Linked DNA regions of Mus musculus: regions 1 and 2 are each linked to region 3. Evidence: chromatin loops called from intact Hi-C (ENCODE). Cell type or tissue: gastrocnemius. All regions are shown on one strand.

Region 1 (8,000 bases), 230 kb before region 3:
TTTCATTTTTTTTAAAAAAGATTTATTTATTTTATGGAGATGAGTACACCATTGCTCTCTTCAGACACACCAGAAGAGGCCATCAGATCCCATTACAGATGGTTGTGAGCCACTATGTGGTTGCTGGGAATTGAACTCAGGACCTTTGAAAAAGCAGTTTGAGCTCTTAACTGCTGAGCCCTCTCTCCAGTCCAAGGGTTTTCATTTTTGTGGGTTAAAATAAAAAAGTCAATACAGGCATACACAACCTCCACCCATGCACGGACTTAGGTGTCCAACAGCACAAAAAGATCTCTATTTTATCCTCTGGGGAAGGAATTTCAGAGGGACTAGAGGTGCAAGACAATGGTAGGGTACCTGCTTACCAAGTACAGGGGCCTGAATTTAATCTTCACATACATGCACGCGCGCACACACACACACAAATAACAAAAATAACTTTAATTTTTAGATTTTTTTATTCATTTTTTTTAAGTCTTTGCTTGCACATATGTCTGTACACCACATGTGTGCCTGGTCTCCTTCGAGGTCAGTAGAGGAAGTGAAATCCCTGGGATTTGAGTTACAGATGGCTGTGAACCATCATTTTGGGTCTGGGAATTGAACTCGGGTTCTTGGAAGAGCATCCAATGCTCTTAACCCCTGAGCCATCTCTCAAGCCTCTAGAAATTTTTTTTTAGATACTAACAACCTTAAAAATGATGATTTTTGTTTTATTTTTCTTTGTCATGGGAAGAAAAGTGGAAGAAGAAACAATTTATTTAATTTACTGAGTTTCTTTCAATAAAAGTAAACTAAAAGAACTCATTTTTTTTCTGTGTATTTAGGCACAGAACATATTCAAACCTAAAGTCTTTAGGCAGAGGTAGAACGTCATAGAGGAAAGTTCCCCCAGTCTCCAGGTCAGATCGTGCGTACAACAGACATGCAGAGAAATACCGTGGGAAGCAGCAGGTCTGCACAGCTTCGTTCCCCTCACCCCATGAATACTGCCTAATAAAGCAATGTTCAAAGTGTGCACAGCTTTAAAACACTAACTTTGTGGTAACTTGTTATACAACGGTATAAAGCTAATACTGAGAGTTTGAAAATATTCAGACAGGGGTAAAGGTTTTCAGTTGAGTAGCATGAGACAAGAGAACAGCAGTGGAATGTGTTCTCAGACCACCTCTGTGCCTTGACTTAAGGCTCTTGGTTTGCTTTTCATTGATTTTGCTTCTGTTTTTGTTTTCAGTTTGAGGAGACTGGGTTGGTTGGATGGTTGGTTGATTTTGTCGTGTTTGTTTTGAGACAGGTTCTCACTGGGTAGCCCTAGTTAGTCTAAAACTCAATATGTAGACCATGCTGGCATTGAACTCAGAGATCTGACTGCCTCTGTGCACTAGGATTAAAAGCATAAGCCACCAGCCTCGCTGGGTGTTTGATTTGTTTTGTTTTTGAGACACAGTATGGTGAAGCTCAGGTTGGCCTGGAATTTGCTAGGCAATCAAGACTGGTCTGCAACTCCTGATCCTCCTACCCCCACCTCCCAAGTGCTGGCTTTCAGGTGGGAGTCACCGCGATTGGCTTCTTTTTCTATAGCATAATTTCCTTATTAATGTAAATAGAGAAGTCTGTAAAATGAACACAAGTAGTTAGAGAATCCAAGCAACCCTGAATAACACTTAGCAAAACACCATCAGGCGAGAGAGTCACAGAGAAGCAGTGGGGATCTTTAGAGAACAAAGGGTGCATCTGACAGAGCCCAGGGGAGGAAGCCGATATTTACTGCAGGCCTTCTGAGAACAGAAGAACAAAGTGGAGAGCTTTGCCCATTCTAACAGTGGGCACTTGAAATGAATGCACATCGTAAAACAGTCATGAAAGAGCAGGCTCAGCCCAATGACCTCTCAGAGTGGTCCTGTTCAGGTCCTTCCTGCACTGAAGAGAAACTTCTGTGTCTGCAATCTAAGCAGAGCAGAGCAGAGCAGAGCAGGGTAGGAGGGAAGGAGGAAGAAGTGAAGATGTTCCAACCAAACTGAGGAGGAAACAGCCAGAAAGATCTCAAAAGCAAGCCCCCATAGCATTAGTATACAGAAAAAAAAAAAAAGCTGTATAAAATTGTTTTATGAACTTATAGAAGTTTACCGGAGCCCTGCCTCACTCTCAAGTTGTAGATCTACCTATCTCCCATAAAAATAAGCAAAAGAGGGCTGGAGAGATGGCTCAGTGGTTAAGAATACTGACTGTTCTTCCAGAGGTCTTGAGTTCAATTCCCAGTGGCCACATGGTGGCTCACAACTATCTGCAATGGGATCTGATGCCCTCTTCTGGTATGGTTGAAAACAGCTAGAGTGTACTTACATAAATAAAATAAATAAATCTTAAAATTAAAAAAAAAAAAAAAAAGCAAAAGAGCCAGGCAGTTCGGGTGACACGCCTTTAATCCTAACACTTGGGAGGTGGGGACAGGCAGAGTTCGAAGCCAACCTGTTCTACAGAATGAGTTCCAGGACAGCTACACAGAGAAACTTATCTTTAAAAACATAAATAAAAAAATAAAATAATAAAACAAAACAATAATAATTTTTAAAACACAAGTAAATAAATTAATAAATAAATAAGCAAGCAAGAAAGCAAGCAAAAAAAAGGAGTGTGGTCACAGAGTAAAGAAATAAACAATACCCTATGTATGTATGAAAGATATATCCACAAGATTGATGAAATTTCAAAATAACCTAAAAACATCAGGAAAAGGCAAGGGGTACAGGGGTGCATACCTTTAGTGCTAGCTCTCAGGAGACAGCAGGCAAAAGCAAGCAGATCTCTAAGTTCAAATCCTGCATGGTATACAGAGAGTTCCAGGACAGCCAGGGCTATACAGAGGGATCTTGACTTGGGGGGAAAGGAGGCAGAGGAAAGAAGGGAAACTCATCAAAGTGCCAGATATGGTGGCATATACCTTTAGTTCCAGAATGTGGATGCAGAGACAGGCGAATTTCTGGGGATCTTTGTGAGCTCTAGACCATCCTGGCCTACCCTGGCTAGAAATACACAGTGAAAACCTGTCAAGGAAGGAAGGAAAGGAAAGAGAAAGAAAGAGAGGGAGGGAGAGAGGGAGGGAGGGAGGGAGGGAAGAAGAAAAGATAAGATAAAGACAAAAAGGATAAGGCTGATGGGTGGCTCAGGTTTTAATCCCAGCACCTGAAAGGCAGAGATGAATGGATCCCCGTGAATTTTAGGCCAACCTAGTCTACACAGTTCGTTCCAGGCCACCCAGAGCTACATAGTGAGACACTGTCTCCAAAGACAAAAAAATAAAAATAAAAATTTAAATGGTACAGTGACAAGAATTAGAAAGAACTAGAAATTTAAAAAAAACCTCATTTGAGTCATGAAAATTAAATTGAGGGGAGCATAAAAGCTAATGGGACAAAGTGCCCAAAGGAGAAATAAAGAACAGGGGAAATGGGTTCTGGAAGGATGGCTCAATGGTTAAGAGCACAGGCTGTTCTTACAAAGGACTCCAGGTCAGGTTCCAGCAAGCACAGCATAGCGCACAACCACCTGACACTCCAGCCTCTGGGCTAAGCCCCAGGGAACATGCACATACTCCACACACATACTCCACACAAATGTACATGCAAACGCAGTTAAAAAGAAAAAATACATCGTGTGACAAAGTATTAAACTTCAAGGTGAAGGAAGCAAAAGGCCTCAAAAGGATGTAACAAATTATGGAAGATGGGTGAAGAATAGCCAAGGGCTGGAGAGACATCTCAGTTAAGAGCATGAAGTTCAGGGATGGCGAGATGGCTCAGCAGATAAGAGCACTGACTGCTCTTCCAAAGGTCCTGAGTTCAAATCCCAGCAACCACATGGTGGCTCACAACCACCCATAATGAGATCTGACTCCCTCTTCTGGAGTGTCTGAGGACAGCTACAGTGTAGTTACATTGAATAAATGAAGTTCTCATTCTCGGATGCAAGTTTGACTTCCAGCATCCATGGCAGTTCACAACTGCCTGTAACTTCAGCTCTAGAGGACCTTACACTCTCACATACACAATAACACAAACATACCCATAACTTTAATGATAACAAATAATTAATAATAATGATAAAACAGGTTTTCTTTTTAAGAATAACCAAGTAGAGGGCTTACAGGACAGCTCATCAGATAAAGGTGATTGCTATGCAAGCCTACTGATGTGTGTTCTAGCCCTAGAACCCAACTCCACAAAGCTGACATCTGATCTACATATGCACTCAGTAGCAGAGGCTTGCTCACCACCATATATGTACATACACTCACACATAATAAGTAAAATTATATTTTTTTAAAAAAAAGAGGAGGCTGGAGAGATGGTTCAGCCATTAAGAGGTACTGGCTGCTTCCAGAGAAACCTGTTTAATTCCCAGCACCCACATGGCAGCTTACAACCATCTAGCTGTAAATCCAGTTCCAGAGATCAAAAGCCCTCTTCTGGCCTATGAGGGTACTGCACTGCATACACATGGTGTACAGACATACATGTAGGCAAAACACTCATGTACACAGAATAAAAATGAATATGAAAGAAAGGAAGAATAATCATTTAGAAATAAAGTGAAAGAAAAAGAGGAAGAAAAAAAAGAAGAGAGAAGAAGAGAAGAGAAGAGAAGAGAAGAGAAGAGAAGAGAAGAAGCAGTTAGGGATAATACAAGTCCCTGAATAGGGAAATATCCAAGTTCTTTTCCCAGAACCATAAAAAAGACAGACAACTCAAGCAAGGTAAAAAATAAATAAATAAATAATTAAATAATTAAACCACACTTGAAGAAAACTTTCCTTAGCTTTGCGAATTGGCTGTATTGTAGTCCATGAGGTTTATCCGAGGCGCAATTATTGCTAATTGAAAACTTTTCCCAATACCCTGCCATGATGACTTGAAATAAAGTCGGCATTGGCAATTTTTGACAGTCTCTACTGAGACTGAATAAAAAGGAAAAAAAAGGAAAAAAAAAAACTTTCCTTAAAGAACAAATTTTACCCCACATTTTGCAAAAGCAAAGTGGGTGCATCACCCCAGCCTTTTCCGACTCATTGGCCATCTTAGCACGAGTTTTCCTACCCTTCAAGCCCTCTTCTGTCCCTTCGCCGCATGCTCACCTCTCAGTCACACAGCTCAGAGAGAAAGGGGCTGGATGAAGAGTCAGGGCCCAGTATGGAACACTTACTATGTGCCACACACGCAACTAACTACGCATGCTTGATCCCACCATCCATCCCTTAATCTCCAGAGACTATTTGCCCATTTCACAGACGGGAAAACTGGGTTTCCCAGAGATTGAATGATTTGTACCAAGATACTCACTACAAGAATTAAAAGTCATACTCACATCTTGATGACTTCTAATGATTCTGTACCAAGAAAACATGCTTATCTGGAACCGCCTATGCCTCTCTGGGCGCACAGCCTAGCTTCTCCTGCCCACCCCCACCCCACCCCCGCCCCTTTAAACTGATGAACACCAACTCACCAACAAGCATCAGGTTTCATCAACTATTTAAGTCAGCCCCTCGACCCTTTCCGCTCTTGTTTAAAGATGAAAGGAATGCAACCTGTGTCACAGCACTTCCACTACCTTCTCAGTTTGGGTGTCTAACCAAATGCTATTTTTTTTTTTCTTTACTCATCGAGAGGAAAGGGCTTGATTCCCTAACACTAAATCCACTTTTTTTTTTTTTTTTTTTTTGTCTATGCAGCTTTGCATTCATTAGTCGTGACACCTGTGTGGGACTATCAGCAGTTACACGGTTCATTTGGCAAGGGGGCACTTCAGAGCTGAGTGCAGCTCAAATAGCAGAACACTTTTGTGCCCATGATTCTTGTTCAGTCTCAACCACCTTTCATCCCATCTCTGAAAAAAGAAGAGAGGTGAAGGAGATGTGTGATTCTGTCCATAAAACACGCCTAAGACAAAGAAACTCAAACAAACAAAAAGTAAACGGAGCCTGAAAGACTAAGCCCACTCTGCTTATTTGACATAAAGAACCTAAGGTCCAGGCGACAGGTGATTTGCCTGTCACAGCTAATAAATGGCTGAGCCAGGATTTACACACAAGCTCCAAGCTAAAACAGCCGCCTTCACTTTCCCTAGAATCCCGCTGCACTGCCTGCATTCCTCTGCCTTTAACTGGAAAGGATTGCATTTCCGGCTCTATCACAGTTTGGTCGTTACTAAGCACTGATAAATACAAATAACAAAACGGTAGTTTCATTTCTCCAATACTAGGAAAAGTATAAAACATCAACGTGCAAAATCTTAGAAGCTGTTTGATATCGTCTCTAAGTTATGTATTTGATTAATATGAATATCGTAAATGATTAAAAAGTCAAAGGGGGGGGGGTGTGTGCTTGTACGCAAAATTCAGCTTTAAACTCACAGCTGACTTTTCTAAGTCCCAAGGTGGGTGGTAGGCAGAAGTTGCATAACTCATTGTTTTGCTTATCAAACGTTTGTAGGGTGCCTAAAGTGTGGTAGGCATTTAAATAAAATGAAGGTAAAACACGAAAAAAAAAAAAGTGATCCTTGGGTACTGATCCCAAAGAGCTCCGAGGACTCTAGTCCCCACCGGTCCTCGGAGTACAGCGAAGATGCTCGGCTTCCTCAAGGTGGGCGGAGAGCCCTGGCCATTGAGCTGGAGGCTGGAGGCTGGAGGCTGAGCTGGAGGCGTGTCAGCACCAGCTAGCAGCCCTCAGCCGGGTCCTCTCTGCAAGCCCAGTCTCCTCTCAGCACCTCCCGGTCCCGGGCGCCAGTCACCATTGCACCCACAGCCCGCAGTTACCTCGGACTCGCGTGGTCCAGCCTGCACACCCACGACCCCCAGGCAGCTTCAGGTCTCGGGGTGAGTGGGAGGTCAGGCAACTCTCAGGAGAAAGAGTGACAACTGGGGAAAGCCGATGGACTCTAGGGCCAGGATGGAGAAAGTCTACGAGGTGAAGTTTACAACGGCCACTTCCGGGGGCCCGGAACACGCGACGAGGCTCTGGGCAGCCGCGACTTTCTCCGCCTCCCTGGCCCCGCCCCGGCAGGCCCGCCCCTCGCCTCCGCGTCCCCAGCGTCCCGCCCGCCGCCCGAGCCCCAGCTCCAGGATACGCGCGTACTCAGAGAACGCGGGCTCGCGCTGGAAGAGAAGCGCCGGCCCGCAACCGCGCGCGCTCCCGCGGCAGGCGGGGTATATTGCGCATGCGCCAGGGGTGGGGTACGCGTGCGCAAAGCACACGGGTGGCTCGGGGCCGCGTTCCACCCCATGCGCGCTCCAGCGCCGGCATGCTGTGCCTTCTCCTTGTTTCAGAACTCCCGCAACCGAGTGGCGTGCACATTTCCAGCCTCGGAAAAGGGCAGCAGCCTGTTCCTGCTCTGTAAACGTCTTCTTAGCTGGCTCTCGGCCCGAGAAACCCGCTAGGACCGCGGCCGATGCCAGGGTCCCCAGGGAGAGTGCCTGGGCTTCGGCACAGGTGGCAGACTCTCAGCGCCCTCCTCCTGCAGTCTCCTCCTCCCATCGATTTCTTTTGTATTTTGGCTTGGGTGGATAGAATGTAGGTCGGTGCTCTGATGCTGCTGAGCGTCTTTGATTACAAATAATGCAGAACCGGATTCATTGGCAAATAAGGCCTTGGAGCCTCGCCTTGAGCTCCATCTCTGCTAGATTTCAGCCCCTCCCCCTCCTCGCCCACAATTTATAAAGAGCTTTGGTTCGCCCTGTAGCCGCTTCAGAGGATTGGAAAAGCAAATCCTCTTTTGTTCCTTGGCTTTTGAAAGCCTATTCCCTAAAGAACAATGCGAAATGGCAGGATTTTGATGAAAGGTTTTTATCCCTGCCGCCACTACCTTCTTTCCACAAGTGTTCATACAAAATGAGCCTTTTATGCTAAACTTGTCCGGGGTTGGTTGTAATCAGCCTGAACCAGGTGTTGGGGTTCTCGCCTGCTCTCGCTCTGGAAAGTTAACAGTCCTAAGAGCAAATAGATTAA
Region 2 (8,000 bases), 48 kb before region 3:
GAATTGAACTCAGGACTTCTGGAAGAGCAGTCAGTATTCTTAACTGCTGAGTCATCTCTCCAGCCCTAATGCCTAATTTTAAAGGCCTCTGGATATTAAAAGCTCTGGACAAGCCCCCCAGCTTCTCTGTCATCATATCCCTTTCTCTGTTAGTCCTTTATTAATGCCTATAGGGCTGCGAATGTAACCCAGCAGTCAAATGCTTGTTTAGAATGCAGCAAAAGCCCAAGTTTTATGTTTAGCATTATAAGAAAAAACCAACAAACCAACCAGTCTTCAGGACTAGGGATGTGGCCAAGCATAGAGCATGTGCTTGGCATGTTGCAGTTCCTAGGTTAATTCCCAATACCAAAAATAAAAACCAAATCACTTTAGACAAATTATATTTAGCAGTTTGTTTGAGGAAAGGGGAAATCGTGAGTCACGTATCTCCCAGGATCAGAGAGCACCATCTAACAACATGGGCACGCGATGCTTGAAAGAAAAAGGAAGTGGTGTCCAGAAACAGGTGGACTGGTTTCAGCTGGTCTGTTGTGTGCACGAACTGCGTTGACAGCCTGATATGAGTCTTAGCTGTTGCATCTCACCATGCACAATGACAGCTTTTGTCCAACTCTACATTCCTTGTAGCTCTGGGAAGTCTGGCTTAACTAAATCAAAGCTTTGACTTTCAAGCACCCTTGGTCTGTTAATTAGTCTGTCAGTAAGTGTGACAGACTGGATTTGAGATTCCCTGAATGTAACAACAATCAGACGTGGCTTTGGAAAGTGGGCTGAAGATTCCAATCTCATTGGTGCGTTCACTCATCTGTGGATTTATATATATATATTATAGTTTTGCTTTGTTGTTGTTGTTGTTGTTGTTGTTTTGAGACAGGGTTTCTCTGTATAGCCCTGACTGTCCTGGAACTCACTTTGTAGACCAGACTGGCCTCGAACTCAGAAATCTGCCTGCCTCTGCCTCCCGAGTGCTGGGATTAAAGGCGTGCGCCACCACGACCGGCAGTGGTTTTGCTTTTTGAGACAGGGTTTCTCTATGTAGCCCTAACTGTTCTGGAACTCCAGAATGCACTCTGTAGCCCAGGCTGGCCTCAAACTCGGGGATCTGCCTGTCTCTGCCTCCTGAGTTCTGGGATGAAAGGTGTGCGCCACCACTGCCTGGTGCGTCGATTTGTAATGTAATGGGATGCTGGGAGGTGGCGGAAGCTCAGGAGGGTGAGACCTAGGTGAAGAGAGGACACACCCTTGAGGACTGAATCTTGTCCTCCGTCTCTTCCTGGCTTAGCTTTTCTGCTTAGTGGCTCCTGTGAAGCATGTCGCTTTGGTTAACCTGGAGCTGCATGCAGTCATGATTCTGCTTCACTGTAGCTTTAATGTACACCGAGAAACCCAACTGATAGAAAAAGATGGCATCTTGTCGTTTGTGGCTATTTAAGTGTTGTTGTTGTTGTTTGGTTTGGTTTTTGAGCATTAGGGATTGAGACCATGTATTAGTTAGAGTCACAGGAATTATGGAATGTCTCTCTATTTTAAAGGAATTTGTTGTGATGCCTTACAGTTTGCAGTCCAAATAATGGGCAGTCCAAGAATCTAGTGGTTCCTCAGTCCCATGAGGCTAGTTGTTTCAGCTGGTCTGTATAAGCTGGAATCCTGGAGAGGTAGGATCCAACACATGTTGGAAAGTAAGTGCGAGCAGGGAAGAGAAATGAGTCTTCCTTCTTCCAGTGTCCTTGTGTAGGCCTACCTCCACCAGAAGGTATGGCTCAGGTTAAAGGTATGTACTGCAACCCCTGGATCTGGAACTTGCTTTGTCCCAGGCTGACCTTGAACTCAGAGATTTGCTTGACTCAGTTTCCTGACATTAAGAGTGTACTACCTTGCCCGGGCCTAAGCTTTTCATGGCCACTATGCCTCAAGATTTCCATGTCAAGATCCTGGACAGGAGACCGTGTCTCCCAGCCTCAAGACCCGGATCTCAGGTGTGCCCTCCGTTTCTGGATTATAGTTCATTCCAGATGTAGTCAAGTTGACAACCAGGAACAGCTATCACAGACCAGAACCCACATATTCTACAGTTGAGTCCACGACAATGGGCTGAAAATAAATCTCTCTTCCCTAAATTACTTATTTCAGGTATTTGACACGGCAACAGAGAGCTAATAATGACATTTAGATAGCCTGGCACTTCAGTCGATCAGGCCTCTGTGGGTGCTGAGTATCACAGGGATATAACCTAAGGGGAGGGAAACCAGCTAGTAACCAGTTTACAGTTATGAAAAAAACTCTCTGCCAACTGCCTGAGCAGCCCGTAAAGGGCTCCGCATTGCCCATCCCTGGTAATTTGCAGTGATTTATTCTCTAAATATTCTTTCTCACTCCCAATTTTGTATTTCTAATTCCTCTTTTTTTTTAAGGAGTGCTTCTTACACTATCAAGATACAAAGCATGTCTCTGCTTCATGTACACCATTTTTATTATATTTTGTGTGCTGTGTATGTATGTGTGTGTTTGTGTAAGGACGTGCACACCTGGGGAAGTCAGAGGACAATTTGTGGGAGTCAGTTCTCTGTTTCCACCTATAGGTCCCTGGGATTGAATTCAGGTCATTAGGCTTGTGGGCCAGTGCCTTTGCCTACTGAACCTACACACCTGCCCTGTGTACCGTTTTTATTACTTGTTACTACTGAGCAAAATTTTCAGACTCAACCCCAGAATCTTATCCATCCTTCCATCAGCAGGTCTAGCCCAGAGCTGTGATTACAGCAGGCTCAATAGAGTGCTGAATGGCTGAGTAAAATGAGGACGAGAGACCCAACAGAAACTTCCCAGGGTAAGGGAGGTTAAACTTAATAGTATGTGCTGGAGAGCCGGTCCCTTCGGCGGTTAGGAGTGTTTGATGCTCTTCCAGAGGACGAGTTGGGCTCCCAGCACTCATGTTCTGTAGCTCACAACTGCCTTTGAATCCAGCTCTAGGGAGCCCAACACCCTTTTCTGGCTTACTTGGGTACCCATAGTGACACAGCATACACACATATAGGAGCACACACATCTGCACATAAGGAAAACTAAGTCTTTGAAATATTTTAATATGGACCTTACTGCTGTGGGCTACAAGAGCACAAACTGGATATTCATAGGAAAGGATATGGAGTTTGTTTGCTATTAAATTTGTAATTTCCATGCTCTCTTCTGGCCTCTGAGAATGCATGCATGCACATACAAGAGCAGGCCCCTCCCCGCTTATGATGGTAGGACTGGGGATATAGTTCAATGATAGGGTGTTAGTTGCATGAATGCAGGGCCCCAGTTTGGTTCCCCAGCACCTGAGAGTAGAGTAGAATTTTATGTAGTGCTTAACTCTAGGTGTCTATTTCAAGGCAGGTATTTTACTATAGGTATCTGAAAAATTTGTCTGCTTCATGAGGTAGAAAAGCAAAATAATAATAATAATACACTTAAAAATTCACTAAATTAGATTATCTTCCTTAAAATCGCTTCCAGTTTTAGTCTCTGCAATTGAACATCACATCTCTAATTTAGAGTGCTTTTATTTTTAGTTTAAAACAACACAAACAAATGCACTGGTTTCTTACAGTCATGAGTCTGGCTCGGAAATGGTTCTCTCATGAGGTTATAGTTAAGAGTTTGGCTTCAGTTCTTGACAGCTTCAGGCTTGCCGAGGACTTCTGGGCTCTCTGGTGTGGCTGTTGGCAGGCAACTTCAGTTTCCACTGGTGTTGGCTGGGAGCCCTTTATCCGTGTGTTAGTTAGCATCTCTGTAGGCTGCCTGAGTGATCTAGCAACACGGCAGCTGGCTTCCTCCAGTGTAATGAGAGAGCTGGGCAAGTGCATCGAAGTGCATGAACTGTGTGTGAGAGTACTTACTTCATCTCTTCTGTGGCCAGCATCAGGAATAATATATCACCAGTTCGTCTTTTCCTTGTGAGCATGTGTGGCCAGGTTTCAGGCACGTGTGCAAGTGCTGTACCACGAAGCTACCTGCTTAGAACTTCGCTGTATTTAAACAGGTAGAAGTGTCATTGCCTTCTGAAGCACATAAATAACCAAATGTAGCAAATTGACCTAGGCATTGCTTCACATAGGGATTTGTGTGGCGAGAAGAACACTTATAATACTCTCAGCAGTTTTCAAGAGTAGGTATACTATAACTGCAACTGTCACACAGACAAGAAATCTGCTTGTTCCTAACTGGAATTTTACATCCTCTGATCAACACCTCCCCATCTCTCTCCTTTACAGCTACCCACACCAGAGCCTGTTGTCCACCACACTACTCTCATACTCTCACATGAGTATGCTTTTGTGCCGGGGACTTATCCAGGCACCCAGGTACGGAGGCAGGCAACAAGGGGAGGTATAGAGTTGGGCATCGTGGCCAAGGTTGCTTTACCTTAGGCAATTTCTATCGGCGATTGCGTGGCCAAAAACTGCTTACTTTGGGCAATTTCTGCCTTTTTTTAACTCTTGGCTATTCTGTGGCCAAAAGCTGCTGGCTTCTCGCAATTTAACTCCTGTCTTAATTTTTAGTTTTTCAAGGACCCCATACTTCATACTAGTAGACATTTTAAGGAAAAAAAAAATCTATAGACGGGCATATACATACATACATTTAGCGGAATGGGCAGAGCCCCAAAAGCCACACTTTATTTCTTCTCTCAGCCTTTTGACACCTTCTTAGAAAACGTTCTTTATAAAATTACCTCATAGATAAAATGGTACACAAAGGGGGAGTTACAAAGGGATGTTGATATTAAGTTCAAAACAGTGTTTCATTCTGTAAGCTCATTATAAGTTCAAAGAAACAGTTCCACATGGCCTTGCTTTATCATAGTGCACATCTGCGGCTTCATTCTTGGATCTGACCTATAAAGAATGTTTTTCCTTGATCACAAATTTGTTCCAAGTCTATTTCTCTTCTTATTGTAATTTATGAAAACTCATTTTATGCCTTATAATGCAGCCTTTACTTACTATTCTATGAGGAAGGGGCACCTTCTATTCCTGATTCTAACTTTATTACATCTTTCTGACAAAACAAATAAAACCATCTCTTTAAACTTTCTTCCTAGAATTATTTGAATTCTATAAAGTCACTAATTCATCTAATCAACATTAATTCATAAAAGTTCATCTTCTTGTTGATCTGCAGGAAATTTGCCCAGTAGGGTGGGCTGATGCCCAGGAATTCTTAGACTATGTAATAATAGCAGAAAAGGCATATCAGTAGTGAGGAACAATCCTGGGAAAAAGTCTCTGGGGCTGGGCCTCTCAGACTGCACCCATTGCAGCCATGAAAAATTGTGGACCATCTCCAGGAAACTTACTTACTTGCCATAGCCTTTCCTAGATGGCTTCTGTCACTTGCGTGATTCCTCTTTCTATGCTATTCATCTTTCTGTGCCTGGCTCATTAGGATAATGCTCCCCACAGCAGGGCATGTAGTTACACACAAGGGGATTTCCCTTCTATGGTTGCAATATTCTACTGTCTTTACAGCACACAGATCTACTGGTGGCCACACTGGCTGACTCCAATCTCTCTAATGTCTTGGTTTCAGTTCATGGATATCATAGCCATGATTTTAACTGCTGGATCAGGTGGCAGCTTAACTTTTAGTTTTTCAAGGACCCTCCATTCTTAATACTGATAGGCATTTTAAGGGAAAAAAAAATCTATAGTGGCTGTCCCCAAATATGCAAGTTTTTTTTTTAATTCCCCTCCTCCAGTTACTTCCCATCACTTGTTATCTTTATATTAGGCAATTTAATAGGGACCAGATATGATCTCATTGTGATCAGATTTGTGTTTTATAGATTGAAAAAATCTCACTAGGAAAAACAAGTATTGTTCTATGTTTTTTGTTGTTTTTGTTTTTGAGAGATTTTAAGAACCAACACACTCTATTGGCATTTTAGCTTCAGTATCTCCCTCTCTCCTTCTGTTCCTTCTTCCCTCCCTCCTCCTCTCTTTCAACCCCCCCACACATACCCCTATTTTGCTCTCTCCTTTCTACTCTTCTTTTGAGAGAGGGTCTCACTATATAGCCCAGACTGGCTTAGAGCTGACTATATAGCCAGATTGACTTCAAATTCTCTATCCTCTTGCCCCAGACTTCTAAAATGTCACAATTATTGGCCTATGCCACGGTTACAAGTTTGTTTTCAAGATTATTTTTATGTATTTGATGTATATAATGCTATTATACTTAGTGTTTTTTAAATTAAAAAAATTAGATTATAGTTAGGTATGGTGACATGTACCTATATTCTTTCCTACCTACTAGTTGTGAGGTAGATGATTCCTATGAGTCCAAGGTAAGCCTGGTCTATACAGTAAGATCCAAGACAATGCTACATAGTGAGACCTTGTCTCAAAACAACAAAACAAAACAAAATAAAATAAATTAAAATACTACTGGGACAATAAAATAGGAAACACTGTAGAGCATGAGTTGGAGTTAGGCTCAATTGATGTCCAAGCATAATTAGGTCAAAGACAAAACATTAAATAATACAATTTAAAAATAAGATTTGCCGGGTGGTGGTGGCGCACGCCTTTAATCCCAGCACTTGGGAGGCAGAGGCAGACAGATTGCTGAGTTCGAGGCCAGCCTGGTCTACAGAGTGAGTTCCAGGACAGCCAGGGCTACACAGAGAAACCCTGTCTCAACACCCCCCCCCAAAAAAAAAAGATTCAAGAGCTGGCTGGGCAATGGTGGCGCATGCCTTTAATCCCAGCACTTGGGAGGCAGAGGCAGGAGGATTTCCAAGTTCAAGGCCAGCCTGGTCTACAGAGTAAGTTCCAGGACAGCTAGGGCTATACAAAGAAATCCTGTCTAGAAAACCAAAACCAAAGAGAGAGAGAGAGAGATTCAAGGGCTGGGTGGAGAGATGATTCAGCAGTTAAGAGCACTGACTGCTCTTCCAGAGGTCCTGGGTTCAATCCCCAGCAGCCACATGGTGGCTCACAACCATCTGTAATTGGGATCCAATGTCCTCTTCTGGTATGTCTGAAGACAGAGACAGTGTACTCACATACATGAACTAAATAAATAAATCTTTAAAATATAGGATTCAAGAAAATGGCAGTTTTCTATGTTGTTGCATCAGTCTTGCTATTTACTGACAATCAATAAATATGTAACTAATGTCTTAGAGTTTCTTGAGTGAATTCTTGCTGGCTGAGGTATGAAAAGCAGCCTGATAATTTCACAAGGAATGTATGCTATGCTACTTAGTTTTGTTTCAGACAAAGAGAAGTCGGGAAAACATCATGGAGAATGAGAGCTGAAGGGCCATCAGAAGAGGGGAAAAAACTTCTCTCCTTTGCCTGAGAGCTACAATGTGAGCTTAAAATACTCCATGGTTCGCAGAAATGGATTCTGGAATTATTAAGGATGGCAATGTCACAGCATATTATTGGTTAGCTCTTAGTCATTGTAACTCTTAGGAAAACAAATCTGAAGAATATATCTTGGGTAGCCCATGTCCTGGCAATAGATAAGCTTTCTATTGTTTATGAAGAAAAAGAGAATGATATAGGGACAAAAACTCCATTCTCTCCCACCTGTCTCTAAGTTTTATTATCCATTGAGTTGAACTCAAAAATATATCTACCACACAGGGTAAGTCACATAAGTGAAATGCTCAACACTTTGGTAATTATAGTTATGATGGTTAGTGGTAACTGTCAACAGAAATTAGTTAGGATCATTCAGAAGATGAGCCTTTAGGCATGTCAGTAGGACACTACCTTTTTCTCAGTTGAGATGGGAAGTTCTGCCCACTGTGGGAGGCACCATTCCCTAGGAAGGAGATCCTGGAGTGCATAAAAGTAGAGGAAGTGAACCAAGCAAGATGCTGGGCAGTGGTGGCTCACGCCTTTAATCCCAGCACTTGGGAGGCAGAGACAGGTGGATTTCTGAGTTCAAGGCCAGTCTTGGTCTACAGAGTGAGTTCCAGGACAGCCAAGGCTAAACAG
Region 3 (8,000 bases):
AGCTTTAGAGGCCAAGTCAGGATGGCACTGTCCTAGGTGCTGAGTCTAGGGGCTCACTTGCCTGATGAGTGTGGTAGTCTTGTGAGCTCATGTGCTTGTCTGCAAACACACTTTTTACATTAATAAGTTAACTAATAAGTTAGTTAGATCATCGTGCGCGTATTTGAGGAAGTCAGAGGACAGTGGGAGTCAGTTCTGTTCTTTCACCATCTGGATTCCACTGGTTACACTCAGATCTGCAGGTGTGGTGCGGAGCACCCTTAGCTGTTGAGCCATCTTGCTGGCCCTCACCTTAAACATCTTAGTAACTGCCAAACAGAAATAGTCACAGTGCAGTGGAGAAACGGGCTGCTGTGTTAGGTGATTACAATCAACACCACTGGAGGGACAGATGCCCTGAGAAGGATATTGGACCCCTGCTGTAGTGGGGTAGTATCTACTCATATAAACCTCAGAGTCACAGGGCCAGAGTTTCGACCCAGGAATTTGTATGGTGAGCAAGCACCAAGCGTTAGAATTTTCTCAAGAGGGAAGGTTGTAAGAATTTACAAGTTATCTGGGCCATATTTGGGACAGTTTGAGTACCACAATGGTTAAGGACACTAAGTTGATTATAGAACATTGAAATCAGTTGGGGTCTTTGGGTTCATGCTGATGAAAGACTCACTGTCTTGTGAGTCTTTAGTGCTGCATGCTGTAAAGAGGAGAGAAGAATAGGAAGTTGACAGGAAGATAATGGTATAAACATTCCAGGTTAATGAAGGCAGGGGAGGTGTGACAGCTGAGTGCAGTAGCAGGCGCTAGCCCAGAGTCTGTACTGCAGAATTAAAAAGTGCTGCGGAGACGGGGCAGCTGACACATGGCATGAAGTGTAGTCTAACTTAGAGAACCAGGCTGCCTAAGAGGTAAACACAGGCTGCGGTATGTAGACCACACTGACCCAGAAGCGCGTCACACCTTACAGTCCGATGCCTTAGAAAAATAAACTGTGTGGATAGCTAGACAGCAAGCAAGGGAAGGAGGTGTTGGGAGAGAAGGAAGAGCAGGTCATGAAACCGGAGTGGCAAAGTGGCAAAGACAGGAGAATTTGTCTAAGTGGCACACAGGCATGCTGTGCTAGTAACCTGGCGACTAGTATGTCAGTTTGCAGTTCTTTCCAAATAATGTTTTTTTTTTTTTTTTTTTTATGTTTGTTGGTTTGTTTTTGTTTTAAGTTGCCAGAATGAAAAGGAACAGAGTGAGTGTCAGTGTTCTTTGGCTTTACTGTGCCCGTGTGTGCTGGAGCTGCTTCTTAAAGAAACAGCGTTCCTTTTTATAGTATCCAGATTGTTCATGCTCTGTGTCAGAGATATAGGCATGCTTGTTGTAAGCTTTAAACCATTCAGAAGTTAACATGATCTTTCTCTTTACCATTCATTCCTGCCTATGTCAGAAGGAACCCACTGTGCCTCCTATTATCATTCATTACCATACTCACGGGTCCGCCTTAGGGATATAGAATGCCGTGCTGTCTCGTCCAGAACTGGGACTTACACTTAATATGTCTTAGAAATAGTTCTACTCTTATTTTTTATGTAACAACTGAAGAGAACTGAGTGACATCATAGTGCCATAGTTTATCTGTGGAAGATCACTTGATCTGTTTTCTTTTATATTTTAATTTCTATTGACTATTTGGGATTCTCACAGTTCTCCCAGTCCTCCCCTGTCTGCACTCTCCCATTAAGCTCCACCCCAGTCAAAAAAAAAAAAAAAGGGAAAAAAGTTCCTTTTGTGTTGTTCATATACTTACTCCCTGGAGCATGATCAGATCCCCAGAGAGGATGAGTCTTTCTCTGCCTGCATCAGTACCAGAAGCCATGGACTGAGGAGAGCCATGGGCAGCCAGAGAGGGACAGGGCTAGCTCTCCCACCCCACACTCCCGAGCTAACTCGCTTGATCTGCTTTCCCCCCTAAGACTATGTATGCTAACAGAGGGATCCTTATGTATGAATATTTTTATTTTACACACGCACACCCTTGTGTGTGTGCACATATGCATGCTCATGTGGGCACCTTCATGCTATGGCATGATTGTGGAGGTCAGAGGACAACTTACTGGAATCTCTTTACCATATGGGGCCTGGGAATTGAACTCAGAATTGGCAGCAAATAACCTTTACCCACTGAGCCATATTTTAATAGTATGGAATTGAAATATTATTATTATTTTTTTAAAGATTTATTTATTTATTTTATGCATATGAATATACCACCATTGCTCTATTCAGATATACCAGAAGAGGGAATCAGACCCCATCACAGATGGTTGTGAGCCACCATGTGGTTGCTGGGAATTGAACTCAAGACCTCTGGAAGAGCAGTCAGTGCTCTTAACTGCTGAGCCATTTCTCCTGCCTGAGTTGACACAATATTGCGGTGTGAACTCTGTTCCTTTTAATTTAAAAATACTCCTATCAGTGATAGTTTCAAAATCAGATAGTTTAAAACACTAAGTCTTTTGGTTCTGCTTGTTCTCTGTGTAAAATTATTCCCGAGACCCCCACTCCCAAACAAAGAGTAGGCCCTCGCCTTCTGTGAACTTCTGGGTAGGTATGGCACTGGAAGACAGGGGTGTGGATATAATAAGTAATTTGCAAGGTTTACTTTACAGTCATAAAGACATTAGCCAAGCCGGGTGGTGGTGGCACATGCCTTTTATCAGGTCACTGAGTTTGAGGCCTGTTTGGTCTACATGAGGGAGTTCCAGGACAGCCAAAGCTATACACAAAGAAACCTTGTCTCGAAAAACAAAACAAGGGCTGGTGAGATGGCTCAGTGGGTAAGAGCACCCGACTGCTCTTCCGTAGGTCCAGAGTTCAAATCCCAGCAACCACATGGTGGCTCACAACCATCTGTAACGAGATCTGATTCCCTCTTCTGGAGTGTCTGAAGACAGCTACAATGTACTTACATATAATAAATAAATAAATCTTAAAAAAAAAAAAAAAAGAAAAACAAAACAAAACAAAGATTTAGCCAAGTAATATCAATGAAAATGAAATAATTTGCTCATCTATGCTAAATAAATCCAGTATATACAGCTGTAAAAGAGTTGCCTTTTCAAATGCACTTTATTATCTTCTATGCACTGCAGTGCACATCTTTTAGAATATCTTTTCTACACCCTCTGACAATTTATATGCAGCCATAGTGGCTCTTGATCACCTCCCCTCCCAAATGTAGAGCACATTTCATGTCCATACATACTCACTGCTCTGTGGAGTCACGCTATGTGCTGTTTGGCAACCTAGAGTATTTGTTTTGTAGTAATTTTGATTGTGGGTGATTAGTTTATTTTTTATTTTAAAGGTCTTAGAACTTCTCCCTTATGCTACAGCTTCTCCTCATACGGTTAGCTTTCACTTTTAAAAACACTGATCTGTGGGTAATGGGAGCTAACGGCTTGAGGTTAAGCTTTTCTTGAGAGCGACACCTGGTGGTTGGTTTATAATCTCTTCCCTTCCCCGTGCTTGCAGGAAATTCCGAAGAATCTTTCTGTGAACAGCTCCCTTTCTTGGTAGACACAACAGCCGCTATGCAGGCTCAGGTTGGTGCCACTGAAGCCCACACACTCCCAGAAGCCTGGAGATTTGATTGCATGTTCAAGGAGGCTCTTTTTATTTTTTTAATTTTTAATTTTTTAAATTTGATGTAATTCAAAGAGTTTATGACTTTGACCGTGTGCCAGCCTCTCTGCTTTACTCTTGAGGAGGCTGGATCCTAAAAAGATTGCATGTGTCAGTCAAGGTCACACTGCTCACTGGCGGCCTGAGGTCCTGTGACTCTGTGCTCAGGAGTTAGGCTTTCCATGCTGAAGTCAACTGTGGATTTTTTTTTTTCTTCTCTGTTCCAGGAGAGGCTCAGAGTCTTGGGTAGGATGAGGGGTTCTAGCTCTGTCTTCAGGAGTCAGCTGACTCATCTCATTTCTGAGGATGAATATCCCATGTCCCTGTATTGGTGGAGCCTGTTCTGAGTCAGGCCTGTTCTCTATGCACTGCGTCGCCAAAATCCTCACAGGACTTCTGGGAATGGGATGAGATTCCCGGCATAGCAACAGGAAATGGAGGATTAAAGGGCTAGACTTGCTTCAGGTCAGGGTTCACACCGAGACAGGCCTATCTCCCAAGCTAACTTGTATTTTCTCCATGCTCTACTGACAAAAGAAGTAAGTCATTAATGCATAATTACTTATAGTGCTCAGAGACAAACCTGCCCCCATGGGTGTTAGAGCATGTGACCCATAAATTTTCCACAGAGCCCTGTAGGAGGCTGGGAGGTTGGGTGGGTGGGGCTCATGCCATCACGTTGTGATTACCCCAGTAGGCACCCAGTGCCCTCGGCTCTCTGTAGGTATTGTAACTGTCCACCAATGTTCCCAGGTTACAAATGCTAACACTGGGATGGGTGGAAAGGGTTTGCTACAGCGAAGGAAAAGGGAAAAGGAGGGGCTAAGACTGTGTGGACCTTTCTATCCTGAAGTGATGGACCTCGGTGTGGTGGCACCGCACTTGACACACACCTTCCTCCAGGGTCATTAGGACCTCCAAGCCACCGTCCAAAGGGCCGCTCTGTACGCTCATCAAGTGCCAGCTCCGTGCCGTGGACAGGCAGCACGGTTTCTCACGTGTGAGAGGGAAAGGCATTTTTTGTCCTTTGACTTCGTTTTAAAAAATGAAGATCTTCACGATATTGTGAGTGAGTCATGTCTAGGCTGCTTCAGTGACTGAATCATCTGAATAGAATGCAGCTCATCAGAATGAAGCTTAGGAAAAATGAACTCATTTGATTGAGACAGGGTCTCTCTGCAGAGCCCTGGCTGTCTGTTCTCGCTATGTAGACCAGGTTGGCTTGGGACTTAGAGATCCAACTGCCTCTGCCTCCTGAGTGCTGGGATTAAATGCATACGCCACCACGTCTGTCCATGGTTCCTCCAATTCACGGAAGTGCTCAATTGAATCATTCCCACAGGGATGACTTAACCTACAATCCCAGGCTTTCATATCTGTGGGTTTAAAAAACTGTATGTTATTTGTAAAAATGAAGCTTTAAGCCTCAAAAGGCTTTCGCCCAATGCTTGTAGTCACAGCACTTAGGAGAGTGAAGGGATGGGCCTGGTGGGCAGGTCCTTTGAGCTCCAGGGTTCCAGATCTGCCTAGACAATGCAGTGAAAGGTTGTCTGAAGGAAACAAACAAAGAAGCCAGACATAGTGGCTTTTAATTTCTGAGTTTGAAGCTAGCCTGGTCTGCACAGTAAAATTTTAGGTCAGCCAGGGTGAAACCTTGTCTAAAATTCAAACCAAGCCAATTCCACAGAACTTCCATAGGTAACAAGAGAGCACTTTCCGGAGGGTAACTAGAGAACAAAGCAGTAAGGTCACCTTTGAAGAATGTGTGAAATTATATTCAGTTAAAAATAGCCAAGGCAGCCTCTGTCTTCAGTTAGTGATGTTACTGTTACACGATTAGAACTCTGTTTTAAAGAGCGTTTTGGTGTTTTGAGGTAGGTCTTTGCAGCCCATTTAGGCCTTGAATCTTCAGTCTTCCTACCTCAGTCTCTTGAGTGCTAGGATTAGAAATGTCTGCCAACACATGTGAATTTAAAATTGTCTGAAGCCCATTTTATTAACCGAAAGATCACCCCCCCACACACACACACAAATGAAAGTTGGATTTAAAGACCTTGGTTAGAGATCAACTGTGCTGCGCCTTTTTCTTCGTTTTCTTCCTGTTAGTCTGCTCTAATTGAGACGTTTGTAGCCCTTGAGACCTGGAGAAGGTTGTGTTTTGTTTTGTTTTTTTTTTTTTTTTTTTTTTTTGTATTTTTTTTTCCATTTTTTATTAGGTATTTAGCTCATTTACATTTCCAATGCTATACCAAAAGTCCCCCTTACCCACCCACCCCCACTCCCCTACCCACCCACTCCCCCCCGGTTGTGTTTTGTTAACTGCCAGACCTAGCAGTAGTTACCGGTGGGGATCTGGAGGTGGTCTCTGCAGAATTAGCTTTTATAGCTTCTGACGAAGAGCCCCGTGGTTCAGTTTAGGTTCACATAGGACTTGCTTTGATTTTCTTTTTCTTTTATTTATTTTCTGAGACAGAATTTTGCGATGTAGGTCTGACTGACCTAAAACTCGATTATATAATAATGTTCTTACATTAGATAATAGAATTTAAGATGACTCAGAAGAAAAGCAGAGAACAGTTTTGTTGAAGTTTGAGAGGGAAAACAAACAAACAAAAACAAACAGCAAAAAACAGGGCAGGCAGGCTGCCAGTCGGGAGTAGGTGGGTAAGAAGAAAGTCAAGCCGTTTGAATTAAGGCCAGAGAAGCTGGGAAGCTGGCAGGCATTAATGGAAGAATAGAGTTGCTGTGTGTGTTCAGAGAGTGGGATGCCTAGAGCATCAGTCAAGCTGATTTAGGATCTTTGGCTGGTATCTGGAAAGGAGACGGAAGGAAGAAGCTATGGTTGTGAGATAGAACTTGGAGCCTCAGGCAGGCTTAGTGAGCAGTGGACGGCTGTTGTAGCCACCTAGAGACATGCTACTTGCTCTGAAAGTACACACCTCACTGAGAGGACAGCTGTTACTCCCATTAAAAAAAGCTTTTTTTTAAAAGGCTTATTTTTATTTATGTATCTCTCTGGGTCCATGGTGCCCACAGAGGCTCTAAGAGGGTGTTGGAACAGTTGGAGCCGGAGTTACAGGTGGTTGTGAGCTCCCTGATGCTGATGCTGAGAACAGAACTCAGGTCCTCGGCAGGAGTGGCACCGAAGGATGCTCCTGACAGCTGAGCATCTCTCCGACTCCACAGTCATCTTTTAATATCTTTTAGGAGTATTGGACAGATTGCCAAGTGATGGATAGACCCACATGGGTTAGGCCTTCAAGGGAAGGAGAAATAGTATTTCTTTGTGACCTTATACTACCTGGGTGGTATGCTGCCACCCAGGCTAGAGGTACAACTCAGGTCCCATTCTTTTCAGCAAAAGTCACAGAACAGAGCTGATTAAAGCGAATGAAAGCAGAACAAAAGGAAATATAGGCATGGGTTACCAGGAGGAGTGGTCTTCTCTTCGTAGGCGTCCACTTGCCTCATACCTCCATTGCCGTTGTCACTGTGTTGCTGTGTATGAGTCCAGCCAGTGCCGGGGTGTGTGTCAGGGCAGGGTGCCAGAGAACAACTTCAGAGTTTTTTTTCTCTCCTGTCTTTTGTGGGTTCTGGGGATTGAACCCAAGTTGTGAGGCTTGTGTGGTAAGCTCAGTCGGGGTCCTACCCCACCAGTTACCAGCTGCCAGTCCCTGGTGTTTCTGACCTTAATGCAAGGCAGTGCGTTTCCTGCTTTCACATGGTATTTTATTTTTATTTTTTATTTTTTTAAAAGATTTATTTATTTATTATATGTAAGTACACTGTAGCTGTCTTCAGACACTCCAGAAGAGGGTCTCAGGTCTCATTACAGATGGTTGTGAGCCACCATGTGGTTGCTGGGATTTGAACTCTGGACCTTCGTAAGAACAGTCGGGTGCTCTTACCCACTGAGCCATCTCACCAGCCCCTCACATGGTATTTTAAATCCCAAGGACTGCAACTGTGATATTTTCTCCTTCTTATAATTAGTTATTTGCTAGGTAAACAAGGAAGATGATTATAGATTATAAGTATTGTGGACGAAATAAGTCAGTTGATGAGAAATTATAAGTTGCTATTCTTGGTGACTTTAATTAGTGTGATCAAAGTCCTAACCTTGAGGAAATGACATTCGGTGGTAAAACCAAGTGGTGGGGATCAGCCTGGGCCGGAGAGGGCCACACTGCTGGGAGACACACATGAGCATGGCGTGTTAGAGGAGCAGAAAAGAAAGCTCTGTGGCTGAAGAGGAATGGGTGAGGGGCAGGCTGGAGGTGTGCTTCGAGGCAGGTGGACAGGACTTTCATGACTGCGGCAAGGAGCTGGGC

What was found. Hi-C counts contacts between places; a loop is a spot of excess contacts. Peaks named below come from ENCODE experiments on the same cell type or tissue, not always from the same donor. Only the 100,000 strongest peaks of a DNase experiment are listed, where the experiment ranks them.
Region 1: a loop joins it to region 3, with 3 times the contacts of the local background. A loop is called at or near these places in 2 of 42 quality-filtered maps.
Region 2: a loop joins it to region 3, with 2.4 times the contacts of the local background. A loop is called at or near these places in 7 of 42 quality-filtered maps.

The regions. Positions count from the first base shown.
Region 1 is chr4:83,524,582-83,532,581 of GRCm38, reverse strand. Ccdc171 (coiled-coil domain containing 171) reads right to left here and starts at 7,037. Exons shown (of 26, transcript NM_001355378.1): 1 at 6,812-7,037. It overlaps Gm25899 (a small nuclear RNA gene), which reads left to right and starts at 4,814; the gene lies at 4,814-4,954. In gastrocnemius, CTCF peaks have their summits at 2,299 (motif pointing left) and 4,475 (motif pointing left); DNase peaks (open chromatin) are centred at 4,462, 6,773, 7,169 and 7,659; H3K4me3 peaks cover 2,229 bases; H3K27ac peaks cover 2,088 bases.
Region 2 is chr4:83,346,659-83,354,658 of GRCm38, reverse strand. No RefSeq gene overlaps it. Among named protein-coding and RNA genes, the nearest start is that of Ttc39b, 26 kb to the right of the region's middle. In gastrocnemius, no CTCF peak of the experiment used is centred here; a DNase peak (open chromatin) is centred at 3,740; H3K27ac peaks cover 1,362 bases.
Region 3 is chr4:83,299,097-83,307,096 of GRCm38, reverse strand. All of the region lies in intron 1 of Ttc39b (tetratricopeptide repeat domain 39B), which reads left to right. Among named protein-coding and RNA genes, the nearest start is that of Gm23412, 17 kb to the right of the region's middle. In gastrocnemius, a CTCF peak has its summit at 3,484 (motif pointing left); DNase peaks (open chromatin) are centred at 3,498 and 6,356; H3K4me3 peaks cover 1,654 bases; H3K27ac peaks cover 4,083 bases.